2 separate regions of the Homo sapiens genome follow, and region 2 is linked to region 1. Evidence: chromatin loops called from intact Hi-C (ENCODE). Cell type or tissue: heart left ventricle. All regions are shown on one strand. Each heading gives the region's core, and the rest is flanking DNA. Links, peaks and the distances in the headings are about the cores only.

Region 1 (10,152 bases), core at 688-8,687:
GACATGAACTCATCCTTTTTATGGCTGCATAGTATTCCACAGTGTATATGTGCTACATTTTCTTTATCCAGTCTATCATTGATGGGTATTTGGGTTGGTTCCAAGTCTTTGCTATTGTGAACAGTGCCACAATAAATATACATGTGCATGTGTTTTTATAGTAGAATCATTGGTAATCCTTTGGGTATATACCCAGTAAGGGGATTGCTGGGTCAAATAGTATTTCTGGTTCTAGATCCATGAGGAATCACCACACTGTCTTCCGCAATGGTTGAACTAATTTACACTCCCACCAACAGTGTAAAACCATTCCTATTTCTCCACATCCACTCGAGCATCTGTTGTTTCCTGACTTTTTAATGGTCGCCATTCTAACTGGCGTGAGATGGTATCTCATTGTGGTTTTGATTTGCATTTCTCTAATGACCAGTGATGATTAGCTTTTTTATTCATATGTTTGTTGACTGCATAAATGTCTTCTTTTGAGAAGTATCTGTTCATATCCTTTGCCCACTTTTTGATGGGGTTGTTTTTTTCTTGTAAATTTGTTTAAGTTCTTTGAAGATTCTGGATATTAGCCCTTTGTCAGATGGATAGATTGCAAAAATTTTCTCCCATTTGTAGGTTGCCTGTTCACTCTGATGATAGTTTCTTTAGCTGTGCAGAAGCTCTTTAGTTTAATAAGATCCCATTTGTCAATTTTGGCTTTTGTTGCCATTGCTTTTGGTGTTTTAGTCATGAAGTCTTTGCCCATGCCTATGTCCTGAATGATATTGCCTAGGTTTTCTTCTAGGGTTTTTATAGTTTTTGGTCTTATGTTTAAGTCTTTAATCCATCTTGAGTTAAGTTTTGTATAAGGTGTAAGGAAGGGGTCCAGTTTCAGTTTTCTGCATATGGCTAGCCAGTTTTCCCCATATGGCTAGCCAGTTTTCCCAACACCATTTATTAAATAGGGAATCCTTTCCCCATTGCTTGTTTTTGTCAGGTTTGTCAAAGATCAGATGGTTGTAGATGTGTGGTGTTATTTCTGGGGCCTCTGGTCTGTTCCATTGGTCTCTATATATGTTTTGGTACCAGTACCATGCTGTTTTTGTTACTGCAGCCTTGTAGTATAGTTTGAAGTCAGGTAACAGCTTTGTGCTTTTTGCATAGGATGGTCTTGGCTATGTGGGCTCTTTTTTGGTTCCATATGAAATTTAAAGTAGATTTTTCCAATTCTCTGAAGAATGTAAAAGATAGCTTGATGGAGATAACATTGAATCTATAAATTACTTTGGGGAGTATGGCCATTTTCACAATATTGATTCTTCCTATCCATGAGCATGGAATGTTTTTCCATTTGCTTGTGTCTTGAGCAGTGGTTTATAATTCTCCTTGAAAAGGTCCTTCACATCCCTTGTAAGTTGGATTCCTAGGTATTTAATTCTCTTTGTAGCAATTGTGAATGGAAGTTCACTCATGATTTGGCTCTCTGTTTGTCTGTTATTGGTGTATAGGAATGCTTGTGAATTTTGCACATTGATTTTGTATCCTGAGACTTTGCTGAAGTTGCTCATCAGCTTAAGGAGATTTTGGGCGGAGACGATGGAGTTTTCTAAATATACAATCATGTCATCTGCAAACAGAGATAATTTGACTTCCTCCCTTCCTGTTTGAATACCCTTTATTTCTTTCTTTTGTCTGATTGTCCTGGCCAGAATTTCCAACACTATGTTGAATAGGAGTGGTGAGAGAGGGCATCCTTGTCTTGTGCGGGTTTTCAAAGGGAATGCTTCCAGTTTTTGCCCATTCAGTATAATATTTGCTGTGGGTTTGTCATAAGTAGGTCTTATTATTTTGAGATACATTCCATCAATACCTAGTTTATTGAGCGTTTTTAGCAGGAAGAGATGTTGAATTTTATCAAAGGCCTTTTCTGCATCTATTGAGATAATCACGTGTTTTTTGTCATTGTTTCTGTTTATGTGATGGATTATGTTTATTGATTTGTGTATGTTGAACTAGCCTTGCATCCCTTGGATGAAGCTGACTTAATTGTGGTGGATAAGCTTTTTGATGTGCTGCTGGATTCAGTTTGCCAGTATTTTATTGTGGATTTCTGCATCAATGTTCATCAGAGATATTGGCCTAAAATTCTCTTTTTTTGTTGTGCCTCTGCCAGGTTTTGGTATCAGGATGATGCTGGCCTCATAAAATGAGTTAGGGAGGATTCCCTCGTTTTCTATTGTTTGGAATAGTTTCAGAAGGGATGGTACCAGCTCCTCTTTGTACCTCTGGTAGAATTCAGCTGTGAATCCGTCTGGTCCTGGACTTTTTTTGGTTGGTAGGCTATTAATTACTGCATCAATTTCAGAACTTGTTGTTGGTCCATTAAGGGATTCAACTTCTTCCTGGTTGAGACTTGGGAGGGTGTATGTGTCCAGGAATTTATACATTTCTTTTAGATTTTCTAGTTTATTTGTGTAGAGTTGTTTATAGTATTCTCTGATGGTAGTTTGTATCTCTGTGGGATTGGTGATGATATCCCCTTTATCATTTTTTATTGCGTATATTTGATTTTTCTCTCTTCTTTCATTAATGTGGCTGGTGTTCTATCTATTTTGTTGGTCTTTTCAAAAAAACAGCTCCTGGATTCACTGATTTTTTTAAGGCTTTTTCATGTCTCTGTCTCCTTCAGTTCTGCTCTGTTCTCAGTTTTTTCTTGTCTTCTGCTAGCTTTTGAATTTGTTTGCTCTTGCTTTTCTAGTTCTTTGAATTGTGATGTTAGGGTGTCAGTTTTAGATCTTTCCCACTTTCTCTTGTGGGCATTTACTGCTATAAATTTCCCTCTACACACTGCTTTAAATGTGTCCCAGAGATTCTGGTACATTGTGTCTTTGTTGTCATTGGTTTCAAAGAACTTATTTATTTCTGCCTTAATTTCATTATTTACCTAGTAGTCATTCAGGAACAGGTTGTTCAGTTTCCATGTAGTTGTGCGGTTTTGAGTGCGTTTCTTAATCTTGAGTTCTAATTTGATTGCACTGTGGTCTGAGAGACTGTTATGATTTCCATTCTTTTGCATTTGCTGAGGAGTGTTTTACTTCCAATTATGTGGTCAATTTTAGAATAAGTGCGATGTGGTGCTGAGAAGAATGTATATTCTGAAGATTTGGATGATTTGGGGTGGAGAGTTCTGTAGATGTCTATTAGGTCCACTTGGTCCAGAGCTGAGTTCAAGTTCTGAACATCCTTGTTAATTTTCTGTCTTGATGATCTGTCTAATATTGACAGTGGGGTGTTAAAGTCTCCCTACTATTGTGTGGGAGTCTAAGTCTCTTTGTAGGTCTCTGAGGACTTGCTTTATGAATCTGGGTGCTCCTGTATTGGGTGCATATATATTCAGGATAGTTAGCTCTTCTTGTTGAATTGATCCCTTTACCATTATATAATGGCCTTCTTTGTCTCTTTTGATCTTTGTTGGTTTAAAGTCTGTTTTATCAGAGACTAGGATTGCAATTCCTACTTTTTCTTTGCTTTCCATTTGCTTGGTAAATATTCCTCCATTCATTTATTTTGAGTCTATGTGTGTCTTTGCACATGAGATGGGTCTCCTGAATACAGCACACTGATGGGTCTTGACTCTTTATCCAATTTGCCAGTCTGTGTCTTTTAATTGGGGATTTTAGCCCATTTACACTTAAGGTTAATATTGTTATGTGTGAATTTGATCGTGTCATTATTATGCCAGCTGGTTATTTTGTGCATTAGTTGATGCAGTTTCTTCATAGTGTCAATGGTCTTTACAATTTGGTGTGTTTTTGCAGTGGCTTGTCCTTGTTGTTTCTTTCCATGTTTAGTGCTTCCTTCAGGAGCTCTTGTAAGGCAGGCCTGGTGGTGACAAAATCTCTCAGGATTTGCTTGTCTGTAAAGGATTTTATTTCTCCTTCACGTATGAAGCTTAGTTTGGCTGGATATGAAATTCTGGGTTGAAAATTCTTTTCTTTAAGGATGTTGAATATTGGCCCCCCCTCTCTTCTGGCTTGTAGGGTTTCTGCAGAGAGATTCACTGTTAGTCTGATGGGCTTCCCTTTGTGGGTAACCCGACTTTTCCCTCTGGCTGCACTTATCATTTTCGCCTTCATTTCAACCTTGGCGAATCTGACAATTATGTGTCTTGGGGTTGCTCTTCTCAAGGAGTATCTTTATGGTGTTCTCTGTATTTCCTGAATTTGAATGTTGGCCTGTCTTGCTAGTTTAGGGAAGATCTCCTGGATAATATCCTGAAGAGTGTTTTCTAACTTGGTTCCATTCTCCCCAACACTTTCAGGTACACCAATCAAACATAGATTTGGTCTTTTCACATAGTCCCATATTTCTTGGAGGCTTTGTTCGTTCCTTTTCATTCTTTTTTCTCTACTCTTGTCTTCTCACTTTATTTCATTAAGTTGATCTTCAATCTCTAATATCCTTTCTTCCACTCGATTGATTTGGTTATTGATACTTGTGTATGCTTCACAAAGTTCTCATGCTGTGTTTTTCAGCTCCATCAGGTCATTTGTGTTCTTCTCTAAACTGGTTATTCTAGTTAGCAATTCATCTAACCTTTTTTCAAGGTTCTTAACTTCCTTGCATTGGGTTAGAACATGCTCCTTTAGCTCGGAGGAGTTTGTAATTAATCACCTTCTGAAGCTTACTTCTGTCAATTTGTCAAACTCATTCTCCGTCCAGTTTTCTTCCCTTTCTGGTGAGGAGTTGTGATCCTTTGGAGGAGAAGATGCATTCTGGTTTTTGGAATTTTCAGCCTTTTTGCACTGGTTTCTCCCCATCTTTGTGGATTTATCTACCTTTGGTCTTTGATGTTGGTGACCTTCGGATAGGGTCTCTGAGTGGATGTCCTTTTTGTTGATGTTGATGCTATTCCTTTCTGTTTGTTAGTTTTCCTTCGAATATTCAGGCCACTCTGCTGCAGGTCTGCTGGAGTTTGCTGGAGGTCCACTCCAGACCCTGTTTGCCTGGGTATCACCAGCAGAGGCTGCAGAACGGCAAAAATTGCTGCCTGTTCTTTCCTCTGGAAGCTTCATCCCAGAGGGGCATCCACCAGATTCCAGCCGGTGCTCTCCTGTATGTGGTGTCTGTCAGCCCCCACTGGGAGGTGTCTCCCAGTCAGGAGACACAGGGGTCAAGGTCCCACTTGAGGAAGCAGGCTGTCCCTTATCAGAGCTCGAACGCTGTGCTGGGAGATCCGCTGCTCTCCTCAGAGCCATCAGGCAGGGATGTTTAAGTCTGCTGACGCTGTGCCCACTGCTCCCCCTTCCCCCAGACACTCTGTCCTAGGGAAATGGGCATTTTATCTAGAAGCCCCTGACTGGGGCTGCTGCTTTTTTTTCAGAGATGCCCTGCCCAGAGAGGAGGAATCTAGAAAGGCAGTCTGGCTAAAGCGACTTTGCTGAGCTGCGGAGGGCTCTGCCCAGTTTGAACTTCCTGGCAGCTTTGTTTACACTGTGAGGGTGAAACTGCCTACTCAAGCCTCAGTAATGCCGGATGCCCCTCCCCGCACCAAGCTTGAGCACCCCAGGTCAACTGCAGACTGCTGTGCTGGCAGTGAGAATTTCAAGCCAGTGGATCTTAGCTTGCTGGGCTCCATGGGGCTGGGATCTGCTGAGCTAGACCACTTGGCTACCTGGCTTCAGCCCTCTTTCCAGGGGAGTGAACGATTTTGTCTCACTGACTTTCCAGGCACCACTGGGGTATGGAAAAAACCTCCTGCAGCTAGCTTGGTGTCTGCCCAAATGGCCGCCCAGTTTTGTGCTTGAAACCCAGGGCCCTGGTGGCGTAGGCACCAAAGAGAATCTCCTGGTCTGCGGATTGCGAAGACTGTGGGAAAAGCATAGTATCTGGGCCAAAGTGCACCGTTCCTCATGACACAGTCCCGCACGGCTTCCCTTGGCTAGGGGAGGGAGTTCCCAACCCTTTGTGCTTCCTGGGTGAGGTGATGTCCCTCCCTGCTTTGGCTTGCCCTCCGTGGGATGCACCCCCTGTCTAATCAGTCCCAATGAGATGAACTGGTTACCTCAGTTGGAAATGCTGAAATCACCCGCCTTCTGCGTTGATCTCACTGGGAGCTGCAGACCAGAGCTGTTCCTAGTTGGCCATCTTGCCAGTAATCCAAAAAATTTAATTTTTAATTTGTTCTCTATTATGTATTTTTGTTAAACTATATTAATTTAAAAAATAAAGTAGGCATAACCAAATAAAAAGCAAACATTTTGTTTGTGATAGGTTTCTCCCCCTCTTCATTATATTGCTTCATCCTTAAATATCTAGAAGTACGGATTGCTTACAGCTCCTTCCTGCCAGCAATAGATAGGAGTTAGTTGGTACAACCAGCCTGTTATTATTTTTCTTATTTTATTTTCATAGAATATTCCTTTTGGAATATTCTTCTTTAATATTTTGAGAAGATAAAATCAGTTTTTATTATTTTTGATGACAGAAACCAACGTGAACCAAGAAAATCCAATAATTTCACAGCCTTTTGAGAAAAAGCATCCATTATAGAAATTATTTATTATTTATTTTTTATTTTTTGAGATGGAGTCTCACTCTGCCACCCAGGCTAGAGGGCAGTGGTATGGTCTCGGCTCACTGCAACCTCCGCCTCCCGGGTTCAAGCAATTCTCTTGCCTCAGCTTCCCAAGTATTTGGGATTACAGACACATGCCACCACGCCTGGCTAATTTTTTGTATTTTTTCAGTGGACACGGGGTTTCACCATGTTGGCCAGGCTGGTCTCAAACTCCTGATCTCAGATGATCCACCTGCCTCGGCCTCCCAAAGTGTTGGGATTACAGGCGTGCCTGGCCAGAAATTATTTTTAAAAAGATAAAATTGAACTGGCCCCTACTTAGGAAAGTACTGCCCTGTTCTTATCCTTGCTGGGCATTGTGTTTTGTTGTTTAAAGTATTATGCCCCAAAATCATTTGGAAAAAAAAGTTAGATCCCTTTCTTTTTCCATATACTCAAATAAATTCTAAGTAGGTAAAAGATTGAAATGTAAAATGTAAGATCATAAAAGAAAATTTGAGTGAATATGTAATCTTAGGGAGAGAAAAAACTTTCATGGCATGATACCAAAGGTAGAAATCATGCAAGGAAACACTGATTACAAATATTAGTTAACATCTATTGAGGGGTTACTCTGTGCTGGGCCACGTATTGAGGACATGTACTATCTCATTTTGTTCTCACATCAAGCCTATGAAGTAGGTGTTATTATCACTGTTTTATGGTGCAAAAAATGAGGCACAGGGAAGTTGATTACCTTACTAAGGTCACACTGGCGGGAAGTGACTGAGTTAATATTTGGATCTCATTAGTCTGACTCCAAATCTTGGAAACATAATGGGATATGATACAAAATAGTGTTTATTGTGTATGCCTGCCATTTCTTCACCATAGGGGTGTTGAAAAAGCCAGAGGAGTTATCGTAGGTACAAGTGCTTGGTGAACTGTGAAAGATTACCTAGTGTTAGAGAGCAGGTCACCTCACTGCTTGTCAGGGTAGAACAAGGGACAGCAGCCAACATCTGGGTCTCCACATCTGCCTAGCAGCCTCCTCAGCTTCTTCATCTGGCTGCTTTCAGTCCCTCTCATTTACTTATTTATTTATGGAAATTTATTTTTATTTTCAGAAACAGGTTCTGGCTCTGTCACCTAGGCTAGAGTGCAGTGGTGCAATTATGGCTCACTGCAGCCTCCAACTCCTGCGCTCAAGTCATCCTCCCACCTTAGCCTCCTGAGTAGCTGGGACTACAGGCACATGCCACCAGGCTTGGCTAATTTTAATACTTTTTGTAGAGACAGGGTTTTGCTATGTTGCCCAGACTGGTCTCAAACTCCTGGGCTCAAGCAATCTTGCTGCCTCAACCTCCCAGAGTGCTGGGATTACAGGCACGAGCCACCGCTCCTGGCCAGTCCCTCTCATTTAAACAATTGTCCCTCATTTGTCTGCATGGAACCACCTCAGCTAATCCAGGTGCCTCCCTAATCCTGCCAAAAAACCTGGAAAAGGGTCTGCTTCTTATTCTCTGGGAACAAAAGGGCATAGATTTTGCATTTGAAAGATGAAAGAAAATTGAATCCAGACATGAATAGTAGCTCTCAATCACTTGGCAGTTAGCCATTTTTTCTTTCTTTCCTGCTTTTTTTCCAGGTGATAGACAAATATGCTTAACCCTCACAGCTTGCATAGAGTTGGGTACAGAGACAGACTGTTAGAAAATTGCTAATTTAAGCCAAATTTTAGTTTAAAATTTACGGGAAGGAAATATTTGTAAAGACCCTATTGCTATTGCCAAAGAGTTTGTGGAATATCACATTTGGTGATGTAATGCTGGAAACCATTCACTCCTCTAATGTTTCATTCATAGTAATTCTCCAAAGTGTTTGTTTTGGCTTATTACTACTATTTAGGTTGGTGCAAAAGGAATTGTGGTTTTTGCCATTACTTTAAAACCACAATTCATTTTGCACCAACCTAATAAAAATGTGAAAGAAAAATAAACCTTGCCCATTTCTAAAGGCATTTGTAAATACAAACTACTGTCACTGACAAACCTTGGCATGGTAAAGACACATAATTTCCAAATCTGCTACATTCCAGTGGGTAAATGAATAATCAGGAGTTATGAGTGGCTCCCCAGTGGGAAGAAAATTTTTGGGATTACTGACCACAAAAAGAAAAATTTCAAAATTTCCAGTATTTGTTACTTTAGGTTGCTTTCCATCTCTGGGAAATCTACTCTTACCAGAACTAGAGACCGTTTCCAAGGAAAAAAGGAGAAAAAAAGAAGATGCCACTTTGAAAGACATCGTTGCTTCATCCTTCAAATAGCCACATGGGGAATATGCAGCAATTTCCTTATTAACAGGTGTTCAAAGCATCTTGTGTTTCTCAACACCCAGACTGGAACTCTCCTGGGAACTAGACTGAAAAACTTACCACCCAACTATAGTTTGCTCAAGTGGGCCCCAAGGAAAAGTTGCCAAATTCAGGAATCAGTGAATCTCAGGGGTGTTTCTGAATTCTAAACCCTGAGGCCAAATGGATAAGTATTGGAGTCCTAAGTTATTTATTTTCTTATTCTTTATACAATTTTGTAGGTGATTTCATAATATGAGGGGATTATTTAATGACTCTACTGTACATTTCTTGGAAGAAATACTCTATTAATATTTAGGATATTGTTGGGTGTTGGGTGAAGACTCATTACTTAATGACACCGAGTAAATTAAGAAAAAGTGTGCCATTCACATAATTAACAGCAGAGACATAATGTAATACTCATTTGAAAAAAACCTTTAATTTGAATAATTGCTTGAAAAGACCTAACTGAACACTAGATTACTACTGTGACCTGGAAAATGGAGAGAAATATGTTGGTTTTCATACTCTAAGACCCACATGCCATTTCTGAATGATCACGTATTTTAATAGCTTGACTGTAAGTAAGTGTCATTCTAAATCATCAGAGATCATTGGCCAATTCCAGAGGTTCCTTGAATATGTTTAACTTCTAGGCTTTTGAAGGGGAAGCTGTTGGGTTTATTTATTTCATTAAAAAATATTTATTCTATTTCCTCATTAAAAAGTAATACATGTTCACTGAAGAGCGTTGGAGAGAAACACTGAAAAACAAAGGGAAAAAATATAAGGATTATGTATAATTCTTAGAGACAACTCATATCAACATTTTGGTGTTAAGAATTTGCTTTCCAGTCAGTTTTTTCCTTTTTAATTGTTTTAAAAATTACACAAGAAATATTTTCTCATTATAAAAAAATTGAGACAATATAGAACAAAATGTAGAAGTCACCCTATTATGGTCTAAATTGTACCTCCCTAAAATTCATGTGTTGAAACCCTAAGCTCCAGTTCCTCAGAATGTGATTATTTGGAGATAGGGGCTTTAACAAGGAGACGAAGTTTAAATGAGGGCTTTAGGGTAGACCCAATCTGATGTCCTTATAAGAAGAGAAAATGTGGCCTGGGCCTATAATCCCAGCACTTTGGGAGGCTAAGGTGGGCGAATCACCTGAGGTCAGGAGTTTGCAACCAGCCTGGCCAACATGGCGAAGCCCCGTCTCTACTAAAAATACAAAAATTAGCC
Region 2 (10,152 bases), core at 1,800-9,799, 56 kb before region 1:
GATGGTTCTAAGCAACTGGCTTTAAAGTTCCTTTGCCTTCTTCATTTCATTGCCTGAGTTCTAGTATAGGATTCTGTAGGCCCTGAATTCGTACTGTTTGTTAACCTTCGTGTTTTTGTATTGGGATGGGTGAGAGGAGGAAGATGCTTTTTGGGAGTCAGATCTGTTTAATTTTGAGCAAGTGTCTTAGTTTTTTTGTCTTAGTTGTCTTTAATGTAAGTCCTAGAACTCGGAGCCATGGCCCTCAACACAGGGTTACTGTGAGCATAAAGTAAGGTGATAATAGATGTGAAAGAACTTTGGGAGCCGTGAGCTCTGTGGGATTATGTGCTAGGATGGTGACATCTCTTGTGCTTTCCTGGGGACAGTGGGCAGCCTCAGACCTCAGAAGGACAGCACCTGCTTGGTCCAAAGGGTATGAGATTCAGGACTGTTTGTCTAAGCTGTCTGTGGTCAAAAGTACATTCTGGACTGAAGAGATGGTGATGTAACTGGGCTGTGTGTGTATTGAAAAATCCCTCTTTGCTCTTTCCTCATTTCAGGTTTGTCCTTTGAGTCAAGTTAAATATTTATTGAGCATTTCTGAGTACAAAAGTGGTGTATTGGAGAGTTGGGAGGGATTACAGAGGTAAAGCCCTTGCCCTTATAGAGTGTGTGGTCTCATTGAAGAGCAAGAACAAAATGTGCATATGTGAAGAGAGATGTATGGTAAGTTCAAGTGGAGCTAACACTTGGGTGCCGGCTGGAGGGTTTCAGGAGAGAGATTGGGACCTCGGGCTGGGAGAATGGGGCAAAGCAGCTCAGGTTGAGGAATTTGGTCAGTTTGGATGGGTGGAAGGAGTTGATGGTGCAGAGCTGAAGATGGACACAACTGAGCAGGCTGGGGGCTCTAACAACAAGATATGGGAGGACCAGGAGCCACCGAGAGACTGTCACCAGCATGAGGAAGATTGGTCTTTTAGTATGAAGTTCAGGATGGGTCAAAAAAGGGAGCTAGATACCAGATCAGGTCATGTATCGTCTCTGAGCACTTTGTTTCTGCAGTTCAGATGAAAATTAAATATGTTATTGTCAGCAGTTCTTGAACATTGGGCTGGATTGGGCAGATTATATACCTCGTTCTACCTGTTGGACTTGTCACGTGGGGTTTGTATCAGGGTAGTGGGAAGGTCACATGTTATTTCTCCATTTTTTTAGTTCCAAATATATAGCCATCTCTTGACCATACATTGCACATTGAAGTGCTCAATACATACTTACTTTTTCTTTGACATGTGTGGTTGGGGAATGCCAGCTTCTGTTATAAAGTCTAGTTTTAGGCAATAATTTCCATTTCCTCAAGCACCAATCTTTTCACTTGAGTTACTAATATCTTCCTCCTTTCTTTTCTGGGGTGCCCTATTGTAGGAGTGCTAATTATCAATATTTTAACCATAAGGTAGCAGGTGTGAGGAGGCTGTGTTATCCACAAGTGGAGTAATTAATTCTTAAATAGTAGAAAATAGGCCCTGTAAATGAGAAAAACCTTTTTATATATTTATAAATAGCAGCAACCATGTTCTTTCACTGAACTTTTTCTGCTTCTCCCATCAGCATACCAGGAGTCAGATTGGGATCGCCCAGGTCCTGTGTGGTGTCTGTTCTGGGCTTAGGTTCTTAAGAGAGAGACTCATTGGCTACAGCAGTGGGAATGGACAGAGAATAGAAAGTGTTCTTAGGTGTTGTGCTTCAGAGGGAGCCTGGATCATGACCCGCAGAGAGGCAGGTGTCTTTACACCTTCCAAAATTGACTTGAACCATTTCTAGGGGAAGCGTGTGGGTAGGAAGTCAGGGGGTGGGGTTGAGGACCTCCAGCTTTATACTTTCCACTGTCTCTATTGTTTGGGTGTTTTTGCCATGACCTTTTATAATAATGAAAAAAATTTAATTATGGTACTAATTCAGTAAATTCAGTTGGAAAACAATAGATTTGGAAGTCCCAGTTTGTTACTACAGTTCCACAAATACTTGCCAGCTTTATAACTGATTTTTCTCTGTCCTGGAATTCAAGCAGAATGACATCCTTAACTCCAGGCTGCAGGTACTCTGTACGTGTGTCACCTCAGATGGCGAACCGGATTGTGGATTCTGCAAGGAGCATCCTCAACAAGTTCATACCTGATATCTATATTTACACAGATCACATGAAAGGAGTCAACTCTGGGAAGTAAGTATCTGTGTTTTTGAAGTCTGTTTCTGCAGCTTTTTCACATGCCTGTTCTAGTTGAAGTTAAAACTGCCAGCTCTGAGGTTGCGCAGCCAGAGGAAGAACAATTTCAGAATTAATTTCTTTCTGCCTTATTGCCGTTGTCACCAACAGGCATTTCTTGAGTGCCTGTCACATGGAAAGCATCCCAGTGGCTAGAGCTGGAAGCTAAGGGTCTGGTTCCTAGCCTTGGGGAATTAAAACCTTTATCTATTAATACACAATGCTTTAGGCTTTAAATTCCATCTGCACTCTGTTCCAACAAAAAAATTAAAGTGGACAGGTTCTTCCACCCTGAGTAAATAACAGTATAGGGTTAAAATCTTTTGTTATCTAAGTGTAAGTCAGCATCTCTCTTCATCAGTGGAAACAACATATTTACATCCAGAGAAAGTTGTTATTGCAGACGTGAATTTGGTTTAGTGAAAGCCTTTGCTTTGCTAAAAAATAAAAATTTTAAAAATTAGAAAAAAATTCTAAGTAAGGAAAATAAGTTCTTAAAAAATGATGCTCTATGTAATGAAGATACCTGTTTTAGGCTTTGCTTGTGTATTTAGCAACTAGGAAGTTAGAGAAGCAATTAAAGCCACTTTCTTAAAATAGGAAAGTGTTAAACATACAGAAAAGATCAAAGAATAGTACAGTGAACACGGAGATATACTCCTGCTGCCTATAGTTAACGATAAATATTTTGCCAAATTTGCTTCACTTGTTTGTGGGTTTTGTTTGTTTTTGTTTTTTACTGAATCATTTCAGTGTGAATGGGCATCATTTCACTTCACATCTGAGGCTTTGCAGGTTGTGTCTCCTAAAAATAAGAATATTAGAGTCTGGGGTTAACTGTTGTAGGTTAAGAAGTCAACTTCTTCTTAAGTGATGCCACAGCTGATCCTTTTTCACAGCTGTTTCACCTGTGGTTTCTTTTAATTTCAGCAAAAAGAGGAAAAGAGAGTAAAGGAGGGGGGTGAGTGTTTTATACAACCTTTGACCTTTATAAGGCCCAATGGAAAGATGAAGGTAGTTTTAGAAATACAGTGGAGGCTCATAGTCCAAAGCAACAAAGCTGGTGGCGTCATAACGCTGGGGTTGGGAAAGGATTTGTGGGCAAAGCTGGACTTTCTGGCTTGGAAAAGTCAATGATGTTCCTAAACCTTTGGTTTATATTCTAGTAACAACAGTATTTTCCTCATTTATGCATTGAGGGTGATGATGCCTATGTTTTGGGGTTATTGTAAAGATCACACATATAAGCCATTAATACCTTGCTTGTCACATGGTAAGTCCTACAGAAATGGTAGCTCCTGATGCTGTTCTTTCCTTTACTCTCCCTTGTTGGCCACAGGTCTGGAATTATGTGTCAGCTATTTTCTGGAGAAAGGGGATTTCCGAGGGATGGGGGAGGACAGATAGCAGCAGAAGCTGTCTAAATGGCTTCATCTCGATAGTCCCTTCTCTGCTTTGCCTCTCGCTTTATCAGAAAGTGTCCTGGCATGAAGCAGAGCAGGCCTGACAGCCATCCTGCCACCAGCTTATAGTGTGGCTTTTTGTTATACCACTGACTCAGCTGACCCTAGAGTGTGGTCAAGTCCATACTTACTAATGGTGAGTAGAAGCCTTACACGTAGATAAAGACATGGACATGATGTAGACTGTGGGCCATCAACTCCAAGCCCCATTTTAAAAATTACATGTAAAACCAATGTGGGATTTAAATTTGTGTTTGGTTTTTTTAAATCTCCAGTTACAGATGACTAATAGTGCTCTTCCTTCTCTGTTATTAAAATTATAAAGTCATGGATGGGTATTTCTCTCTTCTGATTCAGTGAAGTATCCAGTAAGTCAGGCTTGTTCAGATGTAAGAGTTTATGTTGTGGCCATGGCCTAGAACCTTAGGGGACAGCACTTCTTGGTGGCCTATGTCAGCGCTTTGGCCAGAATGCACATCAGTCCAGTGTGGTCCCATTTTAACTCTCACAGTAATTTTTTTTTTTCTTAATTGGGTCCTTTACCAAGGAAAGCTGTGGAGGCTGGCCTTTGCAAACTATACCAGTGCATATCTCTAATGAGGTCACCTGATGACCAGCAGCTTGGTCAGCCTAACTTGAAATAGGCCTGATAACACATATTTCCCACAAGTTGGGAAGAAAAATTAGAGTAATTTACATAGAACCTAATATATATTCTTTGTCTTTTCTAAAGTTACTTAAATTGTGTTAAATGGAATAATTCTGATTAAATATAAAGTTTATCGTAATGACAAATACACCTTAGAAAACTCACACAGATGGAAATTCTTGGGAAATGCAGGTAAATGGGTAAAGCAGCAGTGGCACCTTGTCTTGCTTTCTCTCCCCTTCATCTTCTAATCTTCACTTTTGTATGCCACTGCCTGCAGCCACTGCTGGACACCCTCTCACTTCTGCTGGTCAGGTGACTCAAAGGCAATTTGGGATTATGCTAAAATTCTCTAGGTGTCCCATGATGATAGGTGGATAGCACAGTGTTAGATTGTTAAGCATAACTCAGAGTGCCTCCCAGAACCTTTGATGAAATGGGTAACTCACTGCACCCCCTTTCCTTGGCAGGTGTTGTTAACCTTCGACTGCATAGACAAGCAAATTTTTTTTTTCCTTAAGAATCTAAGGACTGACTAACATAGTTCTTCTATATAGTGAGCTCATATAGTGCATTCGAAACATTAATTTTATACATAGTTTTAGTGAAACAAGTATTTTGGCTAGTCTCCTGCCAGACACATAGAAAGTATTGTGTGAGCGTGTGTTGAGTTGTGTTAAAGGGGGCAGGTCTGTGTTGTGGTTGCATACGGATTGTACTGCTGGGAAGGCCGCCACACCTTTCCTGTTGATGTGTCTACTTAACAGTCATTGGGAAAGTAGAATTGAGCTGTCAAATCTTAAAATTTTGTGGAGAGATGCTTGTTTTTGGACTGATTTTCTTTTCTGGTCAGCTAGTAAACTAGTAGCAACTCTATGAGGTTAATGCAGCCAGAAAGAAGCCTTTGAACACAGTGCCGTCAAAAAAAATGTTTGTCTTCTCTTTCCGTTTGCTGGTGAGTGGAAACCTCACTTGGTTAAACCTACTCAGTGTTTGTGCCTTTGTATCTCCAGGTCTCCGGGCTTTGGGTTGTCACTGGTTGCTGAGACCACCAGTGGCACCTTCCTCAGTGCTGAACTGGCCTCCAACCCCCAGGGCCAGGGAGCAGCAGTACTTCCAGAGGACCTTGGCAGGAACTGTGCCCGGCTGCTGCTGGAGGAAATCTACAGGGTATGTCCACAGCTTCCTCTGATAGAGGAGTGACCAGGAAGCAGTTTGTTTTCTCATTCTCATCTCTTGGCAGCTTTCGTCCTCTTCCAAGGGCTCAAGCCAAGGAGATAATCTGTTCCTGTGCATTAAGCAGTTCAGCCTTAACTAGTTTAATTGATTAGCTCAACCAGTCAGTGAGTAGAGATCTAGCCCCACTGGGTTGAGACACAGGGCAGGTAAGTTTTAACAGTGAGCCAAGGAAAGAACTGGAACAGTCATAAAGGAAAGGGAAGGTTAAAAAAAGGAAGCAGGTAAGGTAAGGTGGTGGCTGACACACTGCCCTAGCCAAAGAGAGTACCATCCCGGCACCCCCCGATTGCTGCCATGTGGGAAGATGGACTCATTCTTTTTAGATCTTTTAAGAGAAGCTAGAAATCTGGATTTGTATGTGACAGTTGATTCATATATAAAACAATAGCAACAGGCTAGATTTTGCAATGCATTCTAGAGCACAGAATCTCAGTTAACAGATAAGTATTAGAAAAGAAGAAAAAAATTTAAAAAAGCACAGAATAACTAGGGAAGGCAGGCCTGTGGCACAGCATAGCAGAAGCTTTGGAAAACCTAAGAACATGGAACAGAGAAGGGGTAAACTGATGTTGAAGACAGACTCAACCAGTTGTCATTTTGCTTCTGCAGGTCTGCTGGTGGGACACAGCTGAGACCAATTTGCCCTCTCAGTTGCCACAGTCTTTCTCTGTTGATCCTTTCATTGCAACGGGCACATATGCATGCACACACTTTTACTGTTTCCTCAAAATAGGTGAGGTGACCTAAAGTAAGGGAGAAATTTGGAAAGATGATGGCAGAAAGAATAAGATACAGTTTCCTAAAAGATATATTCCCTGAGATCCCCTATACTTGGTTAGAAGAGGGTCACAAATCTGGGTCCAAGATTTCTGTTAGTCTGCACCGTCTTTTGCCTTGGTCCCACATCAAGAAGGTGAAACCTTTTCTCTGACATGCAGAGTCCAGGAAAGGCTCTGAAGGATGGTCGTTTCTCTGCTCTGTGTGTTAGGTCCCAGATTCTTGAACTGAGCATCAGCAAGAACTATACTCTAGTTGATTTGCTGTTGTATGGTGTATAATGTTTGTAAATCATCTCTCTTCTTCCCCTAAGGAGCTGAAGAGACTTCTTTCTTTGTATTGTTCTGTGTATTTCTTCTCAGTTGTCAGGCATCTTTCTGGTCTCCAAGTAAGTTTTCTCGTTTATGGTAGCAAAAATCACATCTGAGCCAAGTTAAATAAAATCAGTAAAACAGGTAAAGTGGCAATTTAGTTTTTCTTTTAATTCTTCCTTTTGCCACTGGTTCAGTTTATTAATCAGGGTGGTAGGGTAAAGCCTGACTAGCCATAGGTATTGATCCTCAGACCAGCCTCACAGTGGAAAACAGCTTATATTTATAGTCTACTCCCTTGATCCAAGTCAGTGTTCTTGAAAATGTCTCATTGGTCCAAGATGGAACACATGAGAATGAGCTGTTTCAGAATTAATTAAATTTCCAGGTCCTAAATGGCTCTATTTAATGACCATCTAATTAAAAATGGAAGACAGTGGACCTATAGTTTTATTTTCAGGAGAGTAGCTCCAGCCCCTCTACTCGGCATTCACCTGGGAAATAGTAGAAGAAGGAGATGAAATCTTCCTGAAGGAGGAGGTATTCTTTGACAAGTCTTGTGCAGTCACGATCTGGCCTCAGATGTTTTGGTGCTAAATCAGTTTACTTTTTTATGCTAAATTTAATAATTTTGTGAAAAATGGGTAGTAACTAAAAGTTTGGGGTAGATGATCAAGAGGTTGCCCTGCCAGTTACTTAATTCACGAAGTTTGTGGTCTACTTATTTGTAGGGGGGCGGGAAACAGTGCATGCAATGTGTTTCCCTGGGTCTCTTGTTGTGCAGGATTTCTTTTCCTGGTCCTGTAGTGTCTGGCCGTGGCTGGTCCTGTAGTGGCCTTCTCTCTAACTATGGGGACACTTCCATGTCTTTCTAATAGACCTTGGGAGAATTAGAAGCATCACATTATACAGTAGTCCAGTAGGAGCCTATGGGCACAGCTAGAGTGTGGGGTTTATATCCCTATAAATAGCAGGCTATAAGCCTCAGGGTAAAAGCACCTACCACTCCACAAGAGGAAAAACATGCAGTTTAAATTAGGTTCTTTAATATTTTTCTTTTTTTTTTTGAGGAAGAGTCTCACTCTTTCCCAGGCTGGAGTGCAGTGACGTGATCTTGGCTCACTGCAACCTCTGCCTTCTGGGTTCAAGTGATCTTCCTGCCTTAGCCTCCCATGTAGCTGGAGGCATGTGCCACCACGCCTGGCTAATTTTGTATTTTTAGTAGAGATAGGGTTTCTCCATGTTGGTCAGGCTGGTCTCGAACTCCTGACCTCAGGTGTTCCACCCGCCTCGGCCTCCCAAAGTGCTGGGATTACAGACGTGAGCCACTGTGCCTGGCAATTTTTTTTCTTTAGTTGAGATCTACTTTCAGTCTTCCATTGTGCCTGGACCAAATTTCTTTCGTTTTCTTTTAGTTATTCAGAAAACTTCCTTTTTATGTCTATGATCTTTAATTATTAAAAGGATGGAAATACTTCATGTTTTTCTGAATAATTTTCTGTAGAGTTGTGATGTGACATGGATTGAATGAGTGGTAAAAAATCCATCCCTTTTGAAGGTGCTATTTATCAAGTTTTAAGCCTCTGATCTAATCCCCCCTGTTCCATTTATGCCTCATCGGTTACCAAGCCTTCTTGATTCTGTCCCAGGCTTTCTGGAACTGCCTTTTCTTTCCATCCTTTTCACTGCTCTAATCACTGCCTGCCTCCCTGCTCCACTCCACAACTGGATTATGGCCACTGGCTCTCTGCATTTCTAGCAGAGAAGTTCTTTCCAAATCCTAACATCCTTTTCAGGCTAAAATACTGATCTGATCTCTTCACTCATGTGCACAGAGACCTTCACTGGCTTCTCACTTTCCTGGGACAAAGTCAGAATTCTCGACCCATTTCGGAAAGGCTTGCCTTAATTGGGCTACCCACCTTCTCTGTGCTGTATGTGCTTCTCCACAGGCAGCAGTGGTGCCTTCCAGGCTGGTCACCTGGCCATTCCTTGCTGGCCCTGGCATTTTATTTTTCCCCATCATTCTGTTCTTCCTTCCTCCCCAAACCCTGCTCATCTCTCAAGGGCTGGCTCAAGTAGTCCTGAGTCCTAAAGCCCTCCTCAGGTATCTGGCAGGTGACACCTCCCCCCAGCATAGGTAGGGTGATAGCCCCTACCACTTCCTCCATGATGTCCTGTACAGGGACCTTAGCTATCTATTACATTAAAATACTGGTCCAGTGAATGGTGAAATAACAACAGTGATAGGAAGCAGAGACTGAAGAGAACACTTTAATTTTAGGCTGTCTTATGAAAGGGAGCAAGATCTATAAAACAGTTTTGTTGGTCGTCATATTTTCCATGGGTCAGGTTTTTCTTTTTGGGTAGAAAAGGAAAAGGAACTCTCCTTGTCCTAGAATTTGCTATGTGATCTAAATGTTGTTTTCTGTCCTTTATTAACTAAGGTAGTTTAGGGACGTGCAATAGATTTTCATAAAGGCTAGCAGTAAGATCAATCCTTATTTCCTTCACCATTATTAGGGCTACTAAATGATATCTGACAGCCAGAGAATTTCAGAGTGTCTGTATCTGAAAATGGATTTATTTCCTACCCTACATGCCTTAAAAAGGAGGCAGGGGCAGTTGTAGCCATATGAACCACACTGCTGGCCACCTATCCTGTTCAGTCTAGCCTTGGATAGTAACGTGCCTTGGTCAGACTGGATTTCTAATTTTGACCTGTGCAAAATATGTAGAAATTCAAGGTCATCCTTCTTTGACTATGTACAATATGTTTTAAAGTTATTCCAGAAAGAATGATCAGAAAGCGTGTTTGTATGCTTATGTATGCGTCTAGTGGAGGCAAAACAGTTAAAATGGCTGAGAAAATGAAAAACAAAAGAAGAAAGGCAACCTAAGCAGTTGTACCTCAGGAGAAAGTGTTTGAAGAGAAGTCTGTTCTGCTTGTTAATTTGGAAGAAAGGGAAGGAAAAGGGGGTGGAAGGCATAATTTTATACATAAGTAGTAAGAATAAAGGGATCTAACCTTAACAAGTCTTCAGTTTTAAGGAACTCAGGAAGAGATAAAGGAGAGAAGTTAATAGAGTATGGCAAGCAGTTTCCTGAATGTATTTGAATAAGTGTAAAAGTAAGGCCATGAAAAGGCCGTTTCATGTCAGATAGACTGTGTTGTTCTGTGACAGATTCAATAAATATGAGCGTCATCCACTTAACCCTTGGAATTAACTCTACATCTTCTAGAACTGATTAAGATTTTTTTTTTTTTGCATATACTCAATAAAGATGATGTCCTCCTGCTGCTGCTTTAATGATAAAGGGAAAGTTTCATTTTTTTTTTTTTTTACTAGATTCACTTAAGAAGATTTGAATCTGATAGTCTCATTCTGATAGTCTCAACTATTACAGTTGCTCTAATTAACTGTTAGTTTAACCCTCTACAGTTAGTTGATACAATGATTACTC

What was found. A loop is a pair of places that touch in the nucleus more often than their neighbours do. Peaks named below come from ENCODE experiments on the same cell type or tissue, not always from the same donor. Only the 100,000 strongest peaks of a DNase experiment are listed, where the experiment ranks them.
Region 2: it touches region 1 in a loop (4-fold over the local background); 4 of 110 quality-filtered maps call a loop at or near these places.

What each region holds. Positions count from the first base shown.
Region 1 is chr9:4,896,400-4,906,551 of GRCh38, forward strand. No RefSeq gene overlaps it. Among named protein-coding and RNA genes, the nearest start is that of MIR101-2, 51 kb to the left of the region's middle. In heart left ventricle, for the core only: no CTCF peak of the experiment used is centred there; a DNase peak (open chromatin) is centred at 5,532; H3K4me3 peaks cover 348 bases.
Region 2 is chr9:4,839,152-4,849,303 of GRCh38, forward strand. It overlaps RCL1 (RNA terminal phosphate cyclase like 1), which reads left to right. Exons shown (of 9, transcript NM_005772.5): 6 at 2,081-2,206; 7 at 5,374-5,530. Among named protein-coding and RNA genes, the nearest start is that of MIR101-2, 6.1 kb to the right of the region's middle. RefSeq lists a silencer at 3,158-3,452. In heart left ventricle, for the core only: no CTCF peak of the experiment used is centred there; no DNase peak of the experiment used is centred there.